Regions from separate parts of the Mus musculus genome. Here all the other regions are linked to region 1. A link is a loop called in an ENCODE intact Hi-C map of the cell type or tissue named here. Cell type or tissue: left cerebral cortex. All regions are shown on one strand. Region 1 holds the start of Camsap2 (calmodulin regulated spectrin-associated protein family, member 2). Region 2 has its middle 7.8 kb from the start of Kif14. Region 3 overlaps Camsap2 (calmodulin regulated spectrin-associated protein family, member 2).

Region 1 (8,000 bases):
AAAATGGGCCTTAAGGTGGACATCAAGGCTCACCTGTGCAATCTCAGCAATCAAGAGGCCGAATAGGACTCACAAGAATTCTAAGCTACCCAAAACCACACAGCAAGAATCTGTATCAAAACACACAAACACACACACACACACACACACACACACACACACACACGCGTGCGCGAGCGCCAGGCACAGTGGTGTATATACCTTCAGTCCCAGCACTTAGGAGGTAGAGGCAGAAGAGTCTGTGAGTTCCAGGCTAGTCTGGTCTACACTGTGAGCACTGTGAGTTTGAGATCAGCCAGGGCTATATCATGAGTCTGTCTCTCTGGCTCTGTCTCTGTCTCTGTCTCTGTCTCTGTCTCTCTCTCTCTCTCTCTCACACACACACACACACACACACACACACACACACAGAGGGGTAGGGAGCAGAAAAAAATCCCTTCCAAGAGATTCTATACCCATCAGCTGGAAGATTTAAAGGAACAAAACATTTAAGGCAATTTCAATTATATGGCTGCTTGAATATGTTAAGTCTTCAAACACAATAAAGGTTATCAGGCAATTCAACCTCCTCTTTTACAACCAGAACACCTATTGCTGCTGTAAATTCATCTACACAAACTTATTCTTCATTTACACAAAAGCATAGAGGCATTCTTTGAGAAAATAAACTGTTAGGACTGGAGCCCGTAATCTCCAGCACACACTCTAGAAACTGAGGGAGGAGGATCAGAGTTCAGTGTAATTCTTGGTTATATGGTGAAGCCAAGGCTAGTCTAGATCCCATGAGACACTGTCTTTCAAAAACTAAAAACTAATGAAAACACATCCTACCCCAAAAGATGAGGCCTTTGGAATATTTTTCAGAACAAGAATATTACTCACACAAATACCTCATATCTGCTTTCTAGGTATCACGATGCTAGTGTCTTGTTGGAGTTACAATTAAATTAATTTATTCTTTGCCCACAATTGACTGTGCGTTAACCATTATAAATTGCTTTTCCAACATACAGCTCTAAAACTGATAATTTTTTGTGTATCAAGTTAGAAAGGGACCCGTAAGACTGCTCAATGTATAAGCCCTTGCCACCAAGACTAACAACATGAGTCTTAGCCCTGGAATCCACATGGGAAAGAGAGAACCAACTCCAGCAAGTTGTCCTCTCATGCGTGAGGAAGAAGGAGCACGGACACACTCGCACGCACACAGAATATATAAATAATACATAAGACAACAAACTATTTCTAACAACAACATTATCCTAAAAAGCTGGGTTAACATTTTGAATAAAACAATTTGAAATACTTGTTTATTAACTTTGTTGTGTGTATGTGGCAAATAAAAATCCATCAAAAAATATATTTTAAAAAAGCTTAACCTTTTTTTCTATTTACTCTATGTAAATAATACGTAAGTTTATGTTACATGTTTTAAAGATTGCCAAAGGGTGCTGGAGGGAATGCTCAGTGGTTAAGAACACTGACTACTCTCACAGAGGACCAGGGCTCAATTCACAGCATCCACATGGCAGCTCACAACTGTACCGTCCGGTCCAGGAGATCCCACACCCTCCCTCAGACACACATACAAGGCAAAACACCAATACACATAAAATAAAAGTAAATCATTTAAAAAAAAAAAAAAGACTATCAGTAAAGCAAAGCAAACGTGGAACATGGTGGCATACATTTCTAATCCTAGCACTAAGGCAGAGGATTGCTTTGAGTTTGAGGCCAGTTTGGACTTTATATCAAGTACCAGGTCAGCTGAACACACAAGTGAGACCCTCTCAGAAAACAGACGCGCGCGCGCACACACGCACACACACATGCACACACACACACACACACACACACAGCCATTTTAAAGACTGTTTCAATTTGTAAGTCACTCTCTTGAGGACTTACTTAGATCTTTTCTCCAGGCCAATTGCTGCCCTGGCTCCCTCCTGCTTTAATGCAAAGCACACTGCCATCAGAGTGGATCCTAACTTAAAACAATGCCAAGGGCCACAGAGGGCCTGGAAGAAGTCGGATCCCACTGACAGTACACACCTTTACTTTCTTTCTTCTCAAGTGTGTTCAAGCACACCAGACTCCAGTGACCAGCCTGACACACATCCAGAAAGCAGGGCGTTTCTGCTCAGAAGCCTCTGTGAGAATGAACAGCAATACATTCACCTCTGCACTTTAAGCGCCCTCTCCGTCTCAGATGGTAAGAAAATGCCTTTGGGCTCCTCTGTCTTCCAGCTTCCACACAGGAAACCGTGTCAATTTCCCTGTTCTCTAGATACTTAGAGCGCCCCAGTTGTTCTCCAAATGGATAGTTAGGATACTGCTATCCTAATTCTTCATATCGAAATTTTAAAAAGTATTATCTGTGCTTCCTATTATTGTTTTCCATTTAAAATTTAAGCTAGTTCAAAAAACCATTCATTCCTGATGTCAGCTCTCTATCAAAGTATAGGAAAATAAAATTAAGACAGACATAAACATAAAAATTTCTTCTAAATGACTACAAATACTTTTACTGACGGGGGGGGGGGGGGAATTCATCTAGTCTTTAGCCTAGATATACAAGCTCTGTAAACACTTGCCTATGTATACAGTTAAACAATAAAGCTGGATTAAACCACTTAGCCACATATTTTCACAGTCCTAAAACAAGAAATCAGTCATCCCCCACAAACAACCCAGAGACAATTTTGCAAGCATGAAGGAACTTCTCTATTTTTTTTAAAGCATTCCACAACAAGGGCTCCTAAAGCAAGAGCTGAGGAATTACAGCAGGAGGTCCCTTTCCTGTTATTCTGCGAAGGCTGGGTCAGAGAGAGAGTGTTTAATTACTGCTGTACTACAGGATTTCTATGTCAACAACACATCCCTGCCCCAAGCCCCCCCAAAAAACCACTTCTACTTCAAAAAAGAAAAATTCAAAGGAAGGAGGGGTTGTTTATCTGATTTTATGACGTCAAAATACATTTGGAAAAGGAAATATGCCTCAGTGACATTAAGTGAAAAAGCACTATCCAGTCAGAAAACTAAAAGTGGTTTTAATGGGTGGCTTAACGAGAATTTGGAATGTGTATGAAAGGCTGTGAGAGGAGTAAGGAACGCCTACAAAAGATACTGCACTTCAACACTGACCACCTTTCATCCTACATAGCCTGACTAGCAACCACCATTACAAATGTCAAGATCAATATAGTACCCCACCTTCTTCCAGTAATAAGCTCAGATTTCTTGGTATGGTAACCACAATTATGACCGAAAGGGAAACGTATGCAAGATAATAAGGAAAACACCACACATTAGAGCCATTTTGGGAAAACACGATAATTTGCTCGCGGAATTTAGACACACGCTATTCAATAAAAGGAACCCGGTCAACCCCTCCCGCGTCAGTCAAGGGCACCTCATTTAAGACCAAACCTGCCTTCTTTCTTTCTCCTAGAGCTCGTCTCCCGTCATCTCCCTAAACCTGTACCGGAAGATACACATGGGGGAGGGGGCTGGAATCAGGAACAAAAACTGGGATGTGGACAGCATCGGGAGGAAGAGGAAAGGGACGACACCACTTACCTGTCCCAAAGGCTTTGGCCACCAGCCAGGCCAGATTGCAGGCGATTTTGGCCCTGGAGAAGTCATAGTGGTCAAAGGGTTTGATGGCTGGAACAATGAACGTCCTTCTCATCTCCCGCGGGTCTGCAGCATCCCCCATCTTTCACGGCGGCTGGTTGGGATGGAGGGACGACGGCCTTCACATGGTGTGGCGGAGAGAGGAGTTCAGATCGTCCGCGCCGGTCGCGGCCCTCCCGGGCGCCGGGCACGGAAAAGCTCAGCTGTGCTCGTCGCGAGTCCGCCGCCCGCGGGAGCCGCCGCGGCCCCGGGCATAGACGTGAGGCGGCACCCGGCCGCGCTCGCTCCGGCCCGGGTCTGCCCCTCCGCCTCCCCTTTGTCTCCGTTTAGTCACACGGGCTCGCAGGAGGGTGGCGGCTGAGAGGGCCCGGAATGCTCGGGCGGGGGCAGCCTGGACGATCACGTCGCGGACAGTGTCCCCGCCATGGCGGAGCGCGCACGCCCCGCCTCACTCACGGCCGCCCCTCGGGCCGCGGGACCCGCCGCGGAAAACGTCAGAATCGCTGCAGCGCGCGAGCCGCCCGCGGCCCGGCGCTTCTCCGGCGCTCCGATCGCCGCCGCCCGCCTCCTCGGCGCAGCTCAGGGCCAAGGCAGCGGCCTGGGGGAGGCCGCAAATCAAATCACGGGCCCTCGGCTCCTGCCTTATCGGGCTTGTCCTCGTATTTTCCGCTACCCCTCCCGTGGCCGGACGCCTCGCTCCCCTTCAGCCGCCGCCGCCGCCGTCGCTGCGGTTTTCCGGCTGCGGCACTGGATGGAAAGAGCAGATGGGAACACTGAGCATGCGCCTGGCGCGCCCGGCCCCGCCCCCGCCGCTGTCTTGCGCCGCCATGCGCACTGAGCATGCCCAGCCTCGCTGCCGCCCGCGATGGGCTCCGCGCCCCTATCCATTAATCAGCACAGTGCCCGCTGGATTGGACGTTCTGTACATCCGCAGCTTTGGGCTGCTGCCGCCGACACTGCTGGACGAGGGAAGGAAAGAAAGGGAGAGGAGAGGCTTTTCTCCTCCCGCTACACGTGGTTCAGCCAAGAGAATTGATATTTGTTTCAAATGCTGCTTATGTCACACGCGTATTGCTGAGAATTTGCCTTGCACACCCATTTAATCCTTGCAGTAACCCTGAGAGAGGTGATACAGCTGGTTGACCACGAAATTATGGAGGGATGCAGTAACTTAAGTCACCCATGGGGTTTAACCAGGGTTGAAGGTCAGGTTTAAACTCTCCAAAGCTGTATACATTTCACGTCATGACGTTTTAACTTGATACTCCCCACTTAAGTTTTCTAAGTGAAGGATCCGGTTTTTTGGTACCTTCTGTTTCCTCGTAGAAAGAAACATAAACCCTTCCACAAAGAACATCCACAATTATGATTTGTCGCAGTTCGTCTTGCCAGAACTCTCTCCGTTCCCCCACATGGGTATGCTTTCTCAGAGCTGTGCGCTGCCTGTCTCTGTGGTCTCTGTCCACAGTAGTCACTCCCTCCAGAAAGCCTTCCCTGATACTGCCAACTTCCCGTGCAGAACTGATTCCAGAGCAATGTATGTCCTTTATGTCATAACTTGTCACACTGCATTCCAACCACCAACTGTCTTTAGCTTTCAAGCTGACTTGCCTTGTCTCTGACACCTATATGATGCTAAACCTCACAGTAGTTGCTCTATCAATGTCTAGGGTCAAAGGGAGAATGTTACTGTAGTTAACACCGAGTTTGGTTAACTTTCTAATTCCCCACTTCTTGTTTTAACACATCTGATTTTAATTTATGTAATCCTGGGTGGTTTTCATTTTACAGATGAGAGAGCTAAGAGTCAGAAAAGCCTCTTAAATTGCAGATATAGTAAAGGCATAGTCACAGTCTGAACCCAGAACTATCTTACTTTGTACGACTAGGGCCTCCCTATTATCATCAGCCGTTAAGATGGGAGACATATGAAACATGAGGGGAGGCGTTTTGATCCCTACTATCGAAAAGGGCAGCTCCAGGAGCAAGCCCCTCCCTTTTGATTTCTGTTTAATCCCCAGAAACACTCCTCCTTGAACCCAATAAGGCATTACAGATAAGCCCCACTAACAATGCCAAGCAGGAAAAAAGGCACTAGAAATAATATGCCATTGGGTGATTGGCATATTTTTTTAGTAATTCAATTAATATTAATAGGGTTTTTCTCATGGGCAAGCCCCTTTGAAAAATTAATGTATTAACTGGTTTGTCAAAGCACATTCAAATGGTAACTAGTTTCCATATTTATTTGATGAACTAAGCACTAATTGTCTTCCTGTTCTAGATGTAGGACTGAGGATCATAGAGACCAGGTGCCGTGACCAAGATTTCTCCTTCCATTTGTATTGGAGTCTGGCTTCAAACTCAAACCCAGGTCTTCTGTCTCCACTCCTTGGGTACTCTTCTGGGTTCCTGCTCCCTCTCTGAATAGGGGCTAGCACATATACAAATAAAGAGAACATATCATAAATATGGTACATGCTGTAAAAGACAAAAAAAATAATCACAGCAAAAATATATGGGTAGGGATACTTGGAAGATGTCTTAGAGACTGCTGTCCAATATAATGTTCTTGAATCCAACTTCAACAGGATTCCAGCACATACATACCAAGTTAAGAGAAATCTATGGGCTAGAAAAATTAGAAAGTGATACTGAAATATTATGTCTGTTATGTGAATCCACAAGCAAATGCAAGATTCTCGAAGGCAGCAATCAGGCTTTGTGTTACCTGTGCTCTAGCCCAGCACTGTGCTCAGGCAGCATTCTCCACAAATATGTGTCAAATCTCATTGAAAACTGTTTCAACCTCAATAGACTACATGAGGAAGAGAAGAGACAAAGGCAGTTGCTCTGGCTTGTCCCTTGATAGGACGACACAACGGTGAAGCTTTAGTGAGGATAGCATTACTATGACCCCAATTGGGAAGGAGTGTGTTTAGCAATGAGGAGGGAGGGCAGCTTGGGAACAATGAGCAGCTTTTACTCTGAGGGAGGCTGTGAAACAACTTGGGGTCATAGTTGGAGCCTGTTATTAACAGGGAAACACCCTGAGTACAAAGAGGGAGGATTCATTTTCAGGGCGGCAGACACTCTAATAGGGTGTTCTTTGTGACACCTTCAGAATGATCCCTTTTAAGGCTAGAAGTCTCTGTGGACTATCGCTGTCGAGAAGAAATGTTCTCCTCTACCTTCTGAAGACAACTGACTTTGTTTGAAGCAAAAACCAAAGCCAGGCGATTCTTTGGGCCTGCTCTTCCAGCTGCACAGATGCCTTCTGCTTTTTACCTCCAGGTCTGGGGTGTCAGTCCTCCTAGGCTCTGATTCCCATGCACACACAGCTCCCTTCTCTATCTTGCTCCCTTCCCAGTTTCCTGGAAATCCTGAAACGCCAAGCAGACTTCTTTCCTTGTAGTCATCATCAAGCTCTGTCTTTGAATAGATGTAGAAGTGTATTCATTCACTCATCAGCCCCTACTGATGGAGCTCCCAAGTGCTGAGGAGTCCATATTGAACAAGACAGCTGAAGAAGCGGCTTCCTAAACTGGGCACGCTGGCACAGGCTCACAATTCCAGCACTGCACTTAGGAGATTAAGACAGAAAGACCAGGAGTTCAATACCATCCTAGGCTACATAACAAGTACAAGACCAGCCTGAGCTACATGAGACCCATCTCAGAAACAAGAAAAACAAAAAGGAAAAGAAAGAAAACAAGGAGGAGACAATGACACCAAAATTTTTTGTTTGCTTGTTTTGGTTATTCAAGACAGGGTTTCTCTGTGTGGCTCTGCCTATTCCGGCACTCACTCTGTAGGCCAGACTGGCCTCGAACTCACAGAGATTTCCCCTGCCTTTGCTTCTTGAGTGCTGGATCTAAAGGCATGCACCACCACCACCTGGCTGACACCAAATTCTTAATGGAAACATGGAGCCTGTAGGATCTAACAGCCTGGCTTTCTTCATTGCCAGGTCTGTGTCACCAGAGGTTAACAGCCTTGTTATTTACCCCACAGAAAACCTCACTGTAGTCTCACTCAGTTGACTTCCTAGCACATAAGAAGCTCTGGATTTGACCTTCAGCATTGGATCTGGGGGAGCACAGCAGGAATCCCAGCCCTTGGGAAGTGTAGATAGGAAGATCAGGTGTTCAAGACTATCCTGGGAGAGGTATGAGGTTAAGACCAGCCAGGGTCACACAAGATCTTTCTCTTCAAAAAGAAAGGAGAGGGTGGGAGAGGGCAAGAAGGAGGGGAGAGGAAGAGTCAAAGAGACAGAGAGAGACAGAGAGGAGAGGGAGAAATATTTTAAATCATGAGAGAGAGAGAGAGAGAGAGAGAGAGAGAGAGAGAGATCTCAATCA
Region 2 (8,000 bases), 110 kb after region 1:
AAACCTACACCATAGCTTCTGAAGACGCTGTTCACCAGCCCAGACACAAGTGTCATCCCGTATTCATCTTTGTGTGCTGGAGGAAACAGAGAGAGCGGGAGGGCGGAGAGAACACAGAGCTCTCTGTTGCGCCCCACACTGTGCCATGGGGACTTCTTTCTTGTCTGGGTGAGTCAGAGAACTGACTATGGTCTAGATAAATAAATAAATAAATAAATAAATAAATAGACAGACAGACAAATAAATAAACCTCTGTAAATGGGAAAACGCTTATGGGTGGATGCAGAGCTATTCGCCAAGCTGGAAATGTGAAAAAACATCCTGTTTTCCCCTCTGCAAAAGCTGACACGATGCCCAATTCTTGCCATGCAGGTGGCTTCGTGCTTGGCAGCTGTCCTTTTATAACCACTAGTGGGAGGAGAAATTACTGGACAGAATCCCTTTCACGCTGTTTCCTAAATGAGAAAACAGACATGAACATACAATTCAAACCCCATGATTATAAACACAATAAAGTGTGTGTCATTGCACATGCTTTCTGACATTTGAGACAAGGAGTTTTACCAGTAAAGAAATTAGATCACAAACTATTGAAGGGACAGCTGAATGGTTCACACACATTTTATGACCTTACTGAAGTCATTGGAGGTTTCCTTCTGCATCTGTTGGCCAGGAAAGTGACTCAAGGTATGTCCCTTCGTCACTGGAGATAGCAAATGGTGTCACTCCTCATGGTCAGCAGCATCTTCAACAGAACATCTGACGCGGTCCTGGGCATGCTTGAAAGGCATGTGAGGAAGATGTCTGCTGAAAGCTCTCAGCTGGTCCCTAGAAACAGTTGCTCTGGGGTGAGAGGTGGCTCAGCGGGTAAAGACACTTGCAGCCCTGCAAGGTGGTGCTGGCTGGGTTCCCCGGGTTCAAGGACAGATCTGATTCCACAAAGTTGTCCTTTGATCTCCACACACACGTGGAGGCACATGCCCCACCACCATGCACAGAAACGTGCACAAAGAAGAAAAAATTACAAAACAACAACAACAACAACAACAAAACCAAGTGTTCTTCCTACATGAACTCATGGGAAGACTCAGATGTTACCCACTAAGCCTTGGGGCTAACCATACTTACTAACTGGCTGGATGGCGATGGTGGCGCGTGCCTTTAGCCTCAGCACTCAGGAGGTATGAGCAGGTGGGTCCCTGAGTTTGAGGCCAGCCTGGTCTACAGAGCAAGCCCCAAGACAAGCAAGTTGGTCTTGAAAACAAACCATCGGTCAAACAAACAACAACAAAGGGAGGTGTTGGGGCAGGGGAAATGGTGGTTGGGGTGGAATATATAAGAGTAGGATAAATTTTAAAAAATACATATACATCCTTCTGATGATCCCTAAAATAAAATGAGCATGATTCAAAGAGCAAAAGAGCATTCATTCTGTAACACTTACTAATCCCTGAGTTCTTTTGTTTATGTCTTAAACAGGATTACTGCTGAACATAATTGCTTCTTTTAAAATCACTGAGAGTCCTGCTAAATGACTTAGATTGCCTCGCTAAGAAATCACCCCTGAACTCACAAAGGCCTCATTAAACTGGGTGTGGTGGGCTTGTAATTCCAACATCAGGGAAGCTGAGACAGGTGAATTTTGCCACTAGTTCAGACCAGCCTGGACCACAGAATGAGAAAATAAAAACAAAACAAAGCCTTCGTCCACCAGACCAGGTCAAAAAGGATAAGTGTGTTTTGGCAAACAGTTCGAAACAGCCACGCCACTAGAAAACGCATCTAACAGTTTTCAACACATCCTTACGTACATCCTTTGCCACAGGAACCTGAGATCCAGAGTGTCCGTGAAGACATCTGTTCCAGGCAGGGATGAGGAGTACAGAAAATGGCATTTGGTGTCCTCGTTAAGAAGTTTAAGGTAAGAGGGCTGGTGAGATGGCTCAGCGGTTAAGAGCACTGACTGCTCTTCCAGAGGTCCTGAGTTCAAATCCCAGCAACCACACGGTGGCTCACAACCATCTGTAATGAGATCTGATGCCTTCTTCTAGAGCGTCTGATGTCAGCTACAGTGTACTTATGTATAATAAAAAAGAAAGAAAGAAAGAAAGAAAGAAAGAAAGAAAGAAAGAAAGAAAGAAAGAAAGTGAGAGGTTTAAGGTACCAGGTGAGCTATTTGTGTAGCTACTCAGCCTCTTGCATCCGTAGGACAATGTTACCAAATCCACCTCCCTCACTCGGCTGCAGGGTGACTTTTGGCAATGCACCAGGAAGGACTCAATCCTTACTAATATGGTCATGAATCCACACATGGGTTTCTTGGTGAAGGAACTGTAGTAAGAAGGCTCACTGTAGACCGGGCCTCATTCTGCAGCCCAGGCTGGTCAGAACTTGTAGCAATTCCCCCCTGTCTCGGCTTCCCAAATGTTGGCATTGCAAGCGTGTACCGCCGCACCCAGTTTAATGAGGTCTTTGTAAGTTCAGCAGTGATTTCTTAATGAGGCAATCTAAGTCATTTAGCAGGACTCTCAGTGATTTTAAAAGAAGCAATTAGGCAGTAATCCTGTTTAATACTGCTAAGGTCCCACCAGAAGCTGCGGTGGTCTTCGACGCCTTCCCTTTGACCATAGGACTTTAAGAGTGTAACCGGTTATCCAAGGGCACCTTCCGTGACAGACTCAAAAGGATACCTACAAAGCAAGGAAATGCTTCTGGCACTTTAATAATTAAAAAAATGTGCCTGGGCTCAGTGGCCCAGTCCACAATCCCAGCACTCAGGAGGCCGAGGCAGAAAGATCTTGAGTTATGAATCAGCATGGGAAACAGTGAGTTCAAGGCCGGTTTAAGCAGCATAGTGAGACCCTGTTTCAAAAAGGCAAGGCCTGTCGATGTAGCTTTGGGGTAGAGCCCGTGGATGGCATGAGCAACGACTTGGATTTGATCTCCAGCTCTGAAAACAAAACTGTGGAATGGACTCAATTATGACAGATTTTTTTCTTAATAAACCAAGGCAAGCTCCTAAGCGGTTTTGCCACTAGGCTCCATGGTTTCTTTCAGTTTGGCGCCCTCTAGTGGAACTTTTGAAAAATTACTTCCTTTTATTTGGGGGATCTGTGCAGATTATTTGGGATCCGTTTTTTGTTTTTTGGGTTTTTTTTCTTTTTTGTCCACTTGGTTGAGATAGGGTAGGGCTAAATCAGGCTGGCCTTGAACTTTACAGAAATTTCCCGCATCTATTTCCAGAGTTCTGGGATTATGGGGGTGCTCCACCATGCCTGTTTGTCAGCCCAGTTCCTAAAACTTATCTGGTCTGAGCGGAAGTCTTTGCAGAAGTAGGGTGAGTATGTCTGCTACCTGAAAACCAAGAAGCACATTCAGATGTCGTACTCAGAGCACCGTGCCATTTCCAAGTGGCTGAAATAAAATGTAAGTTGAGTGTCAAGGGCAGTTGTATTGGAAGAAATGGGGTAGGGTGGGGTGGGGTGGGGGGGAATCATGGGCCTGCCTAGTTTTATTTACCCTGTAAATAATGGAATTTGTATTAGTTAGATTGGGGAGCATATATATGCATGTGTGTATGTAAAGAAAATGTACATAAGATGCTTTTGAAAATCAGATATGTAGCTGGCTGTGGTGGTGCACAGTTTAATCCCAGCACTTGCGGGGGGGGGGGGGACAGAGACAAGAGGATCTCTGTGAGTTCAAGGCTAGCCTGGTCTACTAAGTGAGTTCAGGACAATCAGGATTAGTTACGTTGGGAAACCCTATCTCAAAAAGAAGAAGGAGAAGAAGGAGAAAGAGAAAGAGGAGGAGGAGGAGGAGAAGGAGAAGGACGAGGAGAAGGAGAAGGAGAAGGAGAAGGAGAAGGAGAAGGAGAAGGAGAAGGAGAAGGAGAAGGAGAAGGAGAAGGAGAAGGAGAAGAAGAAGAAGAAGAAGAAGAAGAAGAAGAAGAAGAAGAAGAAGAAGAAGAAGAAGAAGAAGAAGAAGAAAAGCAGACATGGACAGGGAATAGGTTGTTGAGGACTCGATACAGATCTTCCTGTCATGAGAGATCCCGGTCCCTTCCACCAGTTTTTCAACCCCAGGGTGTGGCCTTTATCAGCCACCGTATCCTCCTATCCAAATGGATGTCTACGTGAGCAATTTAAACTCAATTCTTCTAGGAAAAAAAGAACAACAAACACAAAAAAAACCTTCAAAGCTGTCTTCCTCTTGGAGCCGGAGTCCTCTGCGTAGGAAGCCAGAACCTGAGGGAGATCATTCAGAAACAACAGAGGAAAAGCTCTGAAAGCCGCAGAGGAAATCACAGAGAGATCACCACAGTGGGCAGATTTGACCGGAGCTAGCAGTACAGCTCTGGAGACATTAATGGGGTGCATCTTCAGTTTGGTAGAGCAGAACCCCGACAATGCTGAGGTTCTCACCCCTTTCCCCTCACTGACAGGATCGTGGTGGATCAAAGTTAGCTGTCCCTGATATGACAGAAAATAGAGAAGGTGCCTTAGTGAGGGTTTCACTGCTGTGAAGAGACACCGTGACCAAGGCAACTCCTCTGAAGGAAAACTTTTCATTGGGGCTGGCTGACAGTTCAGAGGTTCAGTCCATTATCATCATGGTGGGAATGGCATGGTGGTACGCAGGCAGACATGGTGCTGGAAGGGTAGCTGAGGGTTTTACAACTGCATTGGCAGGCAGCAGGAAGAGCAGGTGGGACACATTGGGCCTAGCATGGGCATCTGAGACTTCAAAGCCCGCCTCCAGTGACACACTTCCTCCAACACCACCACACCTACTCCAACAAGGCCACAACTCCTGATGGTGCCGCCCCTGTGGGCCTATGGGAACCATTTTCTTTCAAACCACCACAGAAGGCTTTCCAGAAACTTGAAGAGAGCAGTGTCTCGCACTTGTCCCTGACATGTCCTTGACCCAAATACATACCCCAAGGTCAGCATCTAGGATGACAGCTGTGGACAGCATCTTGGTGTTTGGGGAAAATGTCTCTGATTTGTACCTGTTTGCACCTCAGTTCCTCTCTCTTAGCTCTGGGCTTTTGCCCACTAGGATCCCAATTGCGTGGGGCCCAGTGCCCTTGGCCTGCCTCTCAGTTGTAAGCTCAGACTTCACTTCGCAGCGTTCTCTTTAGGACCTTGGCTTGTGTTCTCTTGTTTGGGTTGAACCCCCTCTCATTTGCTAAGTGATAGCTAAGTGATAGGCTAAGCCTATCCCACATCCATCCAAAGTGTCCCATTATCTCTAGACCCGGGCACCTCTCCCTAAAGAAAACTGGTCATAAGGTAATAAAGACACAGCTGGCACAGCTGGAAACCCAGCTTACAGCTTTCACAGGAGAGATGTCAAAGATGGAGGGAAGGCCAGGGAAGAACTGATGATGTGGGAGGTCCCTGAGGAGATGGAGACAGGACGTAGGTACAGGATGGTCCCAGGTGGCAGGGCACCTGTGTCTCTGAGGGTTGGAGTAGCTAAGGACCTAAAGAAAGGCTACTTTGCTGGGGTAAAAAGCTAGGAAAAAATATATTAGTGGAGTTATCTTAGTGCCTGGAGATTCGAGTAGTTGGTTTAGTTGTTGTTGATAGGATCTTATGATGCACCATGCAATGTGTTAAAGTTCATGTATGCTATCCATTTAATTTATGTTCTAATTTAATTCTCAAAAATACCTAAGAATTAGCTGCATACAATCAAAACATGTAACTATGTTCAGATTCATGAAAGCACCGTATTTTTTTAAAAAATATATCATGCATGTCTTGCAATTTGACTTTCTAGCAATCATTGACTTTCATTGATATAGTATCTACTAATTTAAGTATGGTGCCACACACTTAGAATCCCAGAACTCAAGAGGCTGAGGCAGGAGAAGTATGAGTTCAAAGGATTATCATATATAAATAAAAAATATAATATATAATGCATAAATTATGTTATATTAAATTATATTAAATAGTATATATTATAATATACACATTATATATAAATATATGTAATATATTTATATATATTGCATGTAATAAATGTATACAATTATGTGTAATTATATATTATATATATTAGAGTTATTACATATGATATTATATAAGATATACAAATATATAATAATTATATAAAACACATTGTATATTTAGTATGTATATATAGTTATATAATAATGTATACATGACATACAGTCTATTATATACATTATACATTATAATTGTATATTATATTGTACATTATATATTATATATTATTGTATCATATAGCATATATATTAAATGTGTTATAAAGATATGTTGTATATTATATAACATATATAATATGTGGTATAATATTTATATAATGTGAACATAAAAGGACACTGACTGTTAACGCAACTCTTGTGCTGTGTGCTGACAAAGCACCAGAAATAGCAGACTCTTCCCTGGTGAGTACTGATGAGAATGAACTAGTTATAAAAGTTCCATTTTCACAGGATTATTCTAGGCTTTATTGGCAAGGGTGGTGGCTCCGTGGGCCACAGCAGCAGTGGCAGCGAATGCATCTTCAGGGAGAGATCCTGAAGCAGGCAAGCAAGCTCTCGCGTCTTATCCAGCACAAACACCAGGCGGGACAGGATCAGTTTCCAGGTTTCCTGCTGTTCTGCCAAGTGTGGGCGGCTGGATGGCAAACACGCCTGTAGTCATGGGGACGGTGGAAAGGGCATGGACATGTGGTCATGTGGCAATTTACACCCAAGAGGAAGGCCACCACGAGCTATGGTGGGCAGCCCAAATACTGTTGTTTTGTGTTTTTCTTGGCCACCAGGCCGATTCTTCTAGAAATATGTGGGAGAAACACCCTAACCACGTGCTCACAGCCTCCCAACCTTCCCCTCTTCCTGTGGCTCTCCAGGTTCCCGTATTCCTAATTCCCCTCCCAGAATGGCTGGACTGCAGAATTGTCTATGATTATGAAATAAACATCAAATCGCAACAGAAGCCGCCGTCGCTGTCGCTGTTGCTGTCGCTGCCGCTGCGGCCACTGCCACCCCTGCTGCAGCCACAGGCGACAGAAGTACAGTGGGTCACAGTTCCATCTCTAATCAAACTTGAAAACTCAGAGCCTTGTAAACAGATGCTCTGCTGGTCACAGCACAAATATCCCTCTAACCTGCCAGGGTCTTTTGAATGTTGGAGAATTGTGTCATGTCCCCAAGTCAGGTGGGAGAAACCAGGCTTGAGGTAAGTTGGGAAGTTTCAACTAGTTTTCCTATCCACTTTGTACTGGCCAAATACTTCATTTTTTTCCCCCTTCAAAGAAATATGCACATGGCCTGTGCTTCTTAAAAATGTAATTGCATACGAGCAAAACAAACGAGTAGCATCCGGCAGTATTTTCTTGTTCTCTTTTAACAGACCACAGTGAGTCCATCATAGAAGGACTTAACAATTTCTCATTTATTTCTAGGGCTTAAGATCATAATCCTCGTGTTTCATAAATATGTCATCATCATTAGCAAGCCCCAAAATGCACTCCTGGCCTTGAATATGGGTTTTAGCAATTTAGAGAGTTACATTAGGCCATACGATTTAAGAGCTAACATTTGCTGAGCGTTAATCCCGTACCGGGCTCTATGCTAAGCACATATTAACTAACTTAATCCTCATTATGACTCTTTAGGGTGGGTAGCTCTCTCATCTGCAGTTTCCAGATGAAGAGCATGAGTCACTCAGAGGCTGAGTGAGGGCCCTGCTAGCCAGCTTGGGACAGAATCTTCAGAGAAAAGGGCTGTCTCAATGAAAAGACCAAAATATCCAAATCTGTCTCGTCTAAGCTAAAGGTGTCTGCAGGCAGGCCCCGTATAATATAATCCTGTGGAATTACATCATGGATTTCAAATGTAGAGAGTGGGAAGTGGAAGTGTGACTAGTGGTCTGAGAATTTCCTGTCAGTCACCTGGGCCACAAGACCCTTCTTCAGGTCAAGCTCACACATGTGTGGAACACACACATGTGGAACAC
Region 3 (8,000 bases), 55 kb before region 1:
AGACAAGGATAAGCCCGAGTGCTTAATATCATGAAAGTTTTCACAGAATTTTAGAGACACGAGGCAGGCTTCAATTTTGCTTTTTATGAATGGCTGGTGAGTTTGTAGTTAACTAAGATGGTCAGAATTTCACTGAGAAGCCTTCACTATATCTGCCTTACATACACGTGTAAGTAATCTGAGGGGAACAACTTAGTTTTGAGTGATGTTTGATGCAAAAGCTGCTATTACTGCTGAGTGCTGGGCTCCACAGACAGGGGCACAAAAGGCAATGCAAGTGAAAGTCACACTAACTGCAAAATATTGTATAGACATTGGTTTTGATAATCATTAAAGGTAAGTGACAATAGCCTTAAGGCTCTAAACTTCTTTCAGGGAGGTATCCTTATCTAACAGCTCACTATTTAGAACCTCCTTTCAATGGCTTTGAGCTCCCAAGTCAGATCACATACATGCTATCTCATGCTGCCCGTCATGGGGCCTGCGGGCAGCAGAGTTTATAAAGTAAGACCATACACAACCCACCACAACAATACGTTTCTTTTGCTACTTTACAACCCCCTCCTCTTTCTTCTTATTTTTTTTTTTTCCTTTATATCTCTGAGAAGGCAGGGGTTAACTACAGTGGTTAGAAAAAGGAAACTGGAGGCAAGGAAAGTTGCTAAGTAGCTGGGAAGTAGAATAATCACATTCTATGCTGGGTATAGTAGCCACTGTAGCAGAAAGAACTAGCCCCATAATTTTAGCTGGAAGAAAGTTCTAAGTTTAGAAGAAACACTAAACATAGAGTCATTTTTGCTACAGGAATGTATGTCTGACTTCAAAAATGAAAGCCAGCTTTACTGTGCCATACACAGCATTTGCTCTACAAAACATCCAGAAGGAATTCCTTTTATTTATTTATTTTTTTTTGCTTTCTGGCAGAGCTGAAGTTTGAACCCAGGGCTAGGCAAGTACTCCACCATTGACAAAGGCTGTGCTCCCAGCCTTTGTCAGCAATTCAGTCTTTATCATAATTATATTGTAATAACAAAGGCTACTAGTTTAAAAAAATATAACCACAAAGTATTTCATTGTTTAAAAGAAAAATCAAGTCTTAATGGAGTGGAGTTTGGGTAACAGGATCTTAAAAACCAAGAATCCAGTAAGAAATAAAAACTGCAGATCGGAATAAAGGGATTAAAGGTATGGACTGCAAGATGGCGCCCACTTGGCCCTGAGAGCTCTGATGCTGTAAGATACCAAATACAGAGCTATTTTATTTTGATTCCTGCAGATAATATTATTCTGATTCCTGCCTTGACTACTAAAACATTAGATTTTTAAAATCAAGGATAATTGCTGGAATCTAAAATAATAACAAGTTTCTATCTAAAAAAAATAACCAGAGGAGCTGGGCAATAATGGCTCACACCTTTAATCCCAGCACTCAGGAGGCAGAGGCAGAGGCAGGCGGATCTCTGGCCCAGCCCAGTCTACAGAGCTTCTTCCAGGACAACCAGTGCTACGAAAAAAACCCTGTCTCAAAACACACACACACACACAAACAAACAGAAACCCCGTCTTAAAACAAACAAACAAACAACAAAAACTCAAAACCAAATGAAATGTATAAACCTTCCATTTTTCTACATTAAAAATGACCAAGATAGATTACCTCCTTGTGGACGGACAACACGAGGCTGCACAAATGAAGGCTTCACAACTTCAAACCACCAGAAGAGTTCTGCCATGAACACCAAATAATTACTCTATATAAGAGAGTTGAGAAAATTAAAAGAAGCCCTGCATTAGGTAAAACCAATCATGTAATAGTGAAAAAGTTATGCTTTACCTTCTCAAATATACGTTTGAATTCTATGCACTTGTTATTTAAAAATGTTCACTATGTTGTATTAAAGCTGGAGTAAGAAGTTTAGAACTTGTAACCACACATGTCCAGGCCTCTGATACAAAGCTTCCAGACATTGCAGTCTCTCCCTATATACATCTCTGTGATAACAAATGTCCCTTCTTCCAGGATGAACATAAACACATAGCACAAAGCATTTACCATTTAAAAAAGTAAGATTTTTCTAGAAAAAGTATGTAACTTAAATATTGTATCCAAATGTTTGATAATGTTAAATTCAACAGTTAGCCACATGCTAAGTAATAACAAACTCTATATATTATTATGACTAAAATAATCTTGAAATATATAAAAACACTACTTTTATCATTTAATGCTTCTAATTTTGAAAACATTAAGGATAACAATCTTTTATTACTTATACTTGAAAATGCAAATAATTCTTTAAATGGCTTAAAGGAGTTCTCAAAAGCATGCTTCTATAGAATTATACACATAACTATGTTCATACATTTATATGATTTAGGGGCTTCTTTTTTTCGTTTTGAAACAGTCTTAAACCTGAGCAGTGGTGTTAAAGATGTGTCCTACTGTACTAGAATTAGGCTTATATGTTAAAATATATATAAAGAATAACTTCAATTTTAGGTATTTAATGTATTTCTAACAATAGCACTATACAAAACCCGTTTTCCTCATTATGGCTATTATCACTGGAAATGTGGGTGTTTTCTGATGTCTTGCCTTCCACATATTTGCTAATTTTGAACAATCCTCAAGGCGCTAACATGAACAGGGTTCCTTAGATTTTATTGCCTGGGTTTTTCATATTTAAGCTGGTAACATTCATGTTCATCTGCCATCTTATGGCTCCTGAGAGCACAGGAACCAAGGACGTCTCCAAGTCTCTGATTTGAGCAACTGTGACTGCCAGGAATAAAACAAAGACTGGAAACACAGGGGACTAAAAAGGTCTCTGACACTTTCCCAGACATCGCAGTGGCTATGGACGTGTGTGGTGGGGTACTGTGGGGACATGGAACACAAGACACGACCCCACTGGGTTTTTACTTTACTTTCAGTGTTTGTTTTCACTGTGGATTCCCAAAACAGTCCAATGCTTACACATAAACAGCTATTATTTGAAGCTATTGACATTTGTCCTTTCTTTTAAAAAGAGCATGTTTCAGTCCCTTACACTGTGGACTCACCCTGCCTGCCTTCTCATAGGCTCTGCAATCCTAATTATACTCACGACTTACCCTTCCTTTCAACTTTCTTCCACTGAAAAATAAGACCTTCTCTCAGTGACTCGCCCTCTTCTTTCTCCTCACCCCTACACTTTGACCTTCGGATGAAATTCCTTAAGATCAGACTCATACTAACCCCACACTTCTCCCCTCCTTTTGCTGAACCATTCCAGTCTCACACTGAGCTGGGCCACTCCTCCAAAACCAGCTAGCTTAGGCACACTCTGCTTTTTGTTCATCACAAGAAACAGCTTTGATCCACCATGTCTTCTTCACCATGGTGGCCCACCTCAACCAACGTCTGAGAAAAAACAGAGCCAGCTGTGCATGGATCAAAACTTCTGAAACTAAGCAGAAATAAATCCTTCCTTAGTCCTTGACCCAGATGCCTGTTACAGTTACAGAAGGCCAACTGACACATTAAGCTTGTTACGACTATACGCTGCTATAATCTTTACAGTATACCCTTTACAGCCAAAGGATAAACTTGGTAAGTACTGGTAGTAGGCTCTACTCTACTACTACTGTTAACTAGAAGGTGACTTTAGAAAAAACACCCCTTAAATGTGCAGTAATTATAGAGAAGGAGTTGATAGAAAATGAGTATTTATTTTAAGGACCTTGGTAAGAATTGTCCTAATAACATAATGGCAATAATTGGCCACAAGATGGCAGAATTGTAAAAATATTTTTTCTAGTAATTAATCTGGAGATTGTTTCATTATAAAATTATAATTAAATGACAATAAGCTGGTCATGTTCCAGAAATGGTACAATAATTTAAAATCGTCTTTCCATATATTCTTTAGTCAGATTCTCCCTATGTAGCCCTGGCTGATGTAAAACTGACAGTGTAGATCAGACTGGCCTCTAACTCCCAGAGATCATCCTGTCTTTATTTCCTGAGTGCTGGGGTTAGAGGTGTGCGCCACCAACCCTGGCCTACTTTTTAAATATATGAAGCATGTGCCTACACGAGGGTTTGTGCATGTGAGTGCAAATGCCAATGGAAGCCAGGATGGTGCCAGAGAAGTTACCAAGACTGGAGAAGTCTCGCAAATCTTCACACCTTCACCAATATCCAACACCACATTCAGAAAAATTACTTTTGTTTTATAGTTACCCTAATCATCCTTTTCCTGAATCTATAATGTGTCCCTCAGCATTTGTGTGCAGTTGGTTCCAGGACCCCATACAGACACTAAAGATTTATGGATGCTTAAGTCCCTATGTAAGCTTTGCAGTACATGAATAGAACCCATTCGAACCCTTCCACGGGGTGTTGGTTCTCTCCCCCAACAATGTGAGTCCTGGGACAAAATTCAAGGTGTTGGGTTTAGTAGTATGAGCCATTACCAGCTGAGCCATCGCTCCAGTGCCGACAAGACAGTTAAAATCACCTCTACACTACTTACAAATAGTTAATACAACATGTAAATAATTATTACAATGAATCGTTTAGGGAATGGCTGGGAATATGGGTCAGTGGTCCTGAGTTTAATCCCTAGCCCTGAAGAAAAAAAAAAAGCCCTGAAAAAAAAAACCTGAGAAAACCTTTCTCAGGTTTAAAATACACACACAAACACACACAGAGCGACAGAGACAGAGACAGACAGACAGAGAGAGAGAGAGTGCCTTTCGATGGCCACCCCTGCCCTCTAAATAATAGCTTGCCAAGTGCACTGCAAGGGAGCTAGGCTCTATCTAGGACACAGCCAGACCTTCTGATGCTCTTTTGGGTGGTACTTAGGATCCAGTACAGGCACTTGCTCAGGCAATGTCCAACAGCCCTATAAGCAGTCTGATCCCAACCTGTATTTCTATAAGAGGAAAAGGCAGTGCTCATTTTCCACTATTAAAAGTTAAAGTGAAAATGAGGTGCCCAGCAACATGGACCAAGCAACCTCCCTCGAGCTTAGAGCCTTAAGATAGAGCTCTGCATTCAACCTCGTGGCTATGCTTACAAGGTTCTAAATGTCAGGGTTAATGGTTTACTTAAAGTCTATATTCTGTTCTGCTCTCCAAAATGGACAGGAAGGAACACTACCAAACTTAGTCTATACCAAACTAATGTATAAAACAAATACATCTTAGGTGTCTGACCACTTTTCATATTATAGAAGTAGTACTTATACTTGGTAACATATGCTAGAAAAGTCATTAGTAAGCTATAGTTAGTAACGGTGTAGGTAAACCTTCAGAATTGATTAATCAAGGTTTTCCATTTGATGTGTCAGAGTAGGGAGTGACCATGAGTCACTGCGACTACTGCCCCATTTGGAAACGATTTTATCATTGGCTCTACTTTCTGCATTTGGAGATCCTGAAATGGACAAAGGAAAAAGAGGAGATAGTAGAGACTAAGAATTCAAGTGTAAGTAGACAGGAGCATCATCATGACAGGAGCTCTTGAGCACTTCCAAGTAGGACTAGCACTGGAACTCTGACTAGGCTCAGCAGAAAACTTACCTCTAAGTCAAACTAAATATATAAGACCATTTATTCCTAAAGCTTTGAAACAGAAGCAGCACATGGACTGACAAAATTAATACTGTTACAATGACCAAATTACTGACGTGATCTGCAGATTCAATGTAATTCCCATCAAAATTACAGAACTAGAAAACACAATCCTGAAATTCACCTGGAAGCCCCAAGCCCTGAAGAGGCAAAACAACCCTGAGCAAAAAGCACATTGACATCTGATTAAAATACACCAGAGAGGCTAGAGACGGCTTGGCTGCGGGAGAGTAGACCCAAGCCTGAACCCCCAGCATCTCCATAAAAGCAAGGAGTAATGGTCCTATCTGTAATTCTACACACACACCCGCACGCACACGCGCACACACACACACACGCGCGCGCACACACACACAAATAAAAATACACATGCACACCAAAGCCTTTCATTTGATTCTCTAAATAAAACTCCTTCAAGAAAAAGCAAGGCTCATCACTGTGCTTCGTTAGAAGGGTGTTTCATTACAGCCTCAGGCATCAACCGAACTCAAGCCTCCCCATCGTTTTTTTTTCAGAAGGCTGGAATTACTGGCATACACCCCCACACAGCTTGCTTTTAAAGGAAGAGTCTCATTTGTTACATTTACCTATGATCAAAAACCATTTAATGGGTCATACTCTACTCTACCCACACTAAAACAAAAGATCAATTTGTAGACAACTTTTTGTTTGCCTTTACAATGTACAAGACTTGTAACTAACAATGGATATTTAAAGAAGAAAAAGCACCACCCCCCCCCCCAATTCTTCACTGATAAAGTTATTTTGTAACTTTTGTTTTATATTCAATTCTTTTGGAGCTAGACTCTGCTGGATTTCCTGGCTGGCCTCAGACTCAGCACAACCTCAGGCTGGCCTTGAACTCCAGCTCCTCCCGCCCCACTTCCCTTCCCCCCTTCTATTGCTACTTCTTCAGGAGACCCAATCTAGCTCCTGTGGTACCACTGAGACCCCAGTTTGTTGCAACAGCTTTTACACTTTAACGAAAGGCTAAAAGGAGAATGACTGAACTCACCTTTATGGATGAAGCAGCATAAAGCATATCTTCCAAGCTGAAATGGCAGCAATGGTTTAAGTATTCTTGGCAAAATTCCTGAATCAGCTGTAGATTGTACAGACTGTCAGCCAAAGACATAGTTTCTTTCAAACAAATATCTTCAAATAGAAAAGGGGATGGCTTTGGGTTAGCCATGAATGCTTCATAACTATTGACAGTACAAATACCTAAGTATGTAAAATTTGTTTAACAAACATGTATTTATAACTAATAGCCATTAGACAGAATGTTCTCAACTTTTTCTCAGAATTATACTTAAATGTTCCTTTTAAAACACCTTCATTAGTTATTAAATATTGCGATTTAAATATTTTTTGCCATCTGCCCACACTTCAGAATCCCTCCCTGAAACACCTACCCTCTAGCCGGACAACAGCAGGGCAGTAGAAGTGAATGAGGGCAGCTAGTGCGCAGCCGTCGGTCCCATCCTTCAACAAGTTTTCCACCAATGGAATGCAAGGCAGTTGCTTAAGCAGTGTTTGTTCCTTCCTGTAACGAGCCTACGACAGAAAGAGTTCTAAATAAATCCTACACAATTCAAGGAAAACAAGCAGACAAAACCAGAACTATAGATTCTAGTTCTTAGTCACGTTAGAAAATATAAACAGGAGAAGGAAGAATTCCCAACTACACAGCTTTTTTTGTGGGGAGAGGGCAACAATACTATATATTACCAAGGTTAAATTTACAGCAATAACACTAATTTCTTTCTCTGTTTTTGGTTTTTTTTGACAGGGTTTCTCTGTGTAGCCCTGGCTGTCCTGGAACTCACTCTGTAGACAAGGCTGGCCTCAAACTCAGAAATCCACCTACCCCTGCCTCCTGAGTTCTGGGATTAAAGTCTAGTAATTTCAAATCTATAAACTTAAGATAACATTTTAGCAATAATATCACATGGCATTTACTTTACAATAGTTACACTACCACAAAACAGATCTGAACACTTTGCATTTAAATCAGTTCTGTTCATTTACTGATTAGATTTTCATTTACTCAATATTAGAGGAAAATCTAAAAGTTCTCAAAGACTTATTAAGCTTTTGAAGCTTTTGAGGAGCAGAGGTATCATTTGAGAAAAAAATAATTACTATAAGAGCTATCAAAATTGGTGAGTGGCAAAAAGTACTATTTACAAAGGAACCCCAAGGCAGTCTGTTCTGACTGGCATCTGAATGTCCAGGGCACCAGGCCTCAGAACCAGTGACAGAGCCAAGTGGCAGGGTTGGGCTCCCTTAGAAAAATAAATCTTTGCTTTCTAAAAATAACTTTATGTGGCTCAATAAAAATGTTAAGGCAGGGCAGGCAGATGTCTGTGAGTTCA

Evidence for each region. A loop is a pair of places that touch in the nucleus more often than their neighbours do. Peaks named below come from ENCODE experiments on the same cell type or tissue, not always from the same donor. Only the 100,000 strongest peaks of a DNase experiment are listed, where the experiment ranks them.
Region 2: a loop joins it to region 1, with 3 times the contacts of the local background. A loop is called at or near these places in 4 of 42 quality-filtered maps.
Region 3: it touches region 1 in a loop (4-fold over the local background); 2 of 42 quality-filtered maps call a loop at or near these places.

What each region holds. Positions count from the first base shown.
Region 1 is chr1:136,341,717-136,349,716 of GRCm38, forward strand. It overlaps Camsap2 (calmodulin regulated spectrin-associated protein family, member 2), which reads right to left and starts at 4,388. Exons shown (of 18, transcript NM_001347109.1): 1 at 3,583-4,388. The coding sequence starts at 3,721. In left cerebral cortex, a CTCF peak has its summit at 4,548; DNase peaks (open chromatin) are centred at 1,881, 2,162, 3,572, 4,069 and 2 more places; H3K4me3 peaks cover 4,090 bases; H3K27ac peaks cover 2,590 bases.
Region 2 is chr1:136,456,033-136,464,032 of GRCm38, forward strand. It overlaps a transcript of Ddx59 not described here. Among named protein-coding and RNA genes, the nearest start is that of Kif14, 7.8 kb to the right of the region's middle. In left cerebral cortex, a CTCF peak has its summit at 3,074 (motif pointing left); DNase peaks (open chromatin) are centred at 63, 322, 846, 2,966 and 1 more place; H3K27ac peaks cover 475 bases.
Region 3 is chr1:136,286,243-136,294,242 of GRCm38, forward strand. It overlaps Camsap2 (calmodulin regulated spectrin-associated protein family, member 2), which reads right to left. Exons shown (of 18, transcript NM_001347109.1): 6 at 7,038-7,179; 7 at 6,638-6,777; 8 at 1,658-1,751. Among named protein-coding and RNA genes, the nearest start is that of Gpr25, 29 kb to the left of the region's middle. In left cerebral cortex, a CTCF peak has its summit at 3,752 (motif pointing right); a DNase peak (open chromatin) is centred at 783.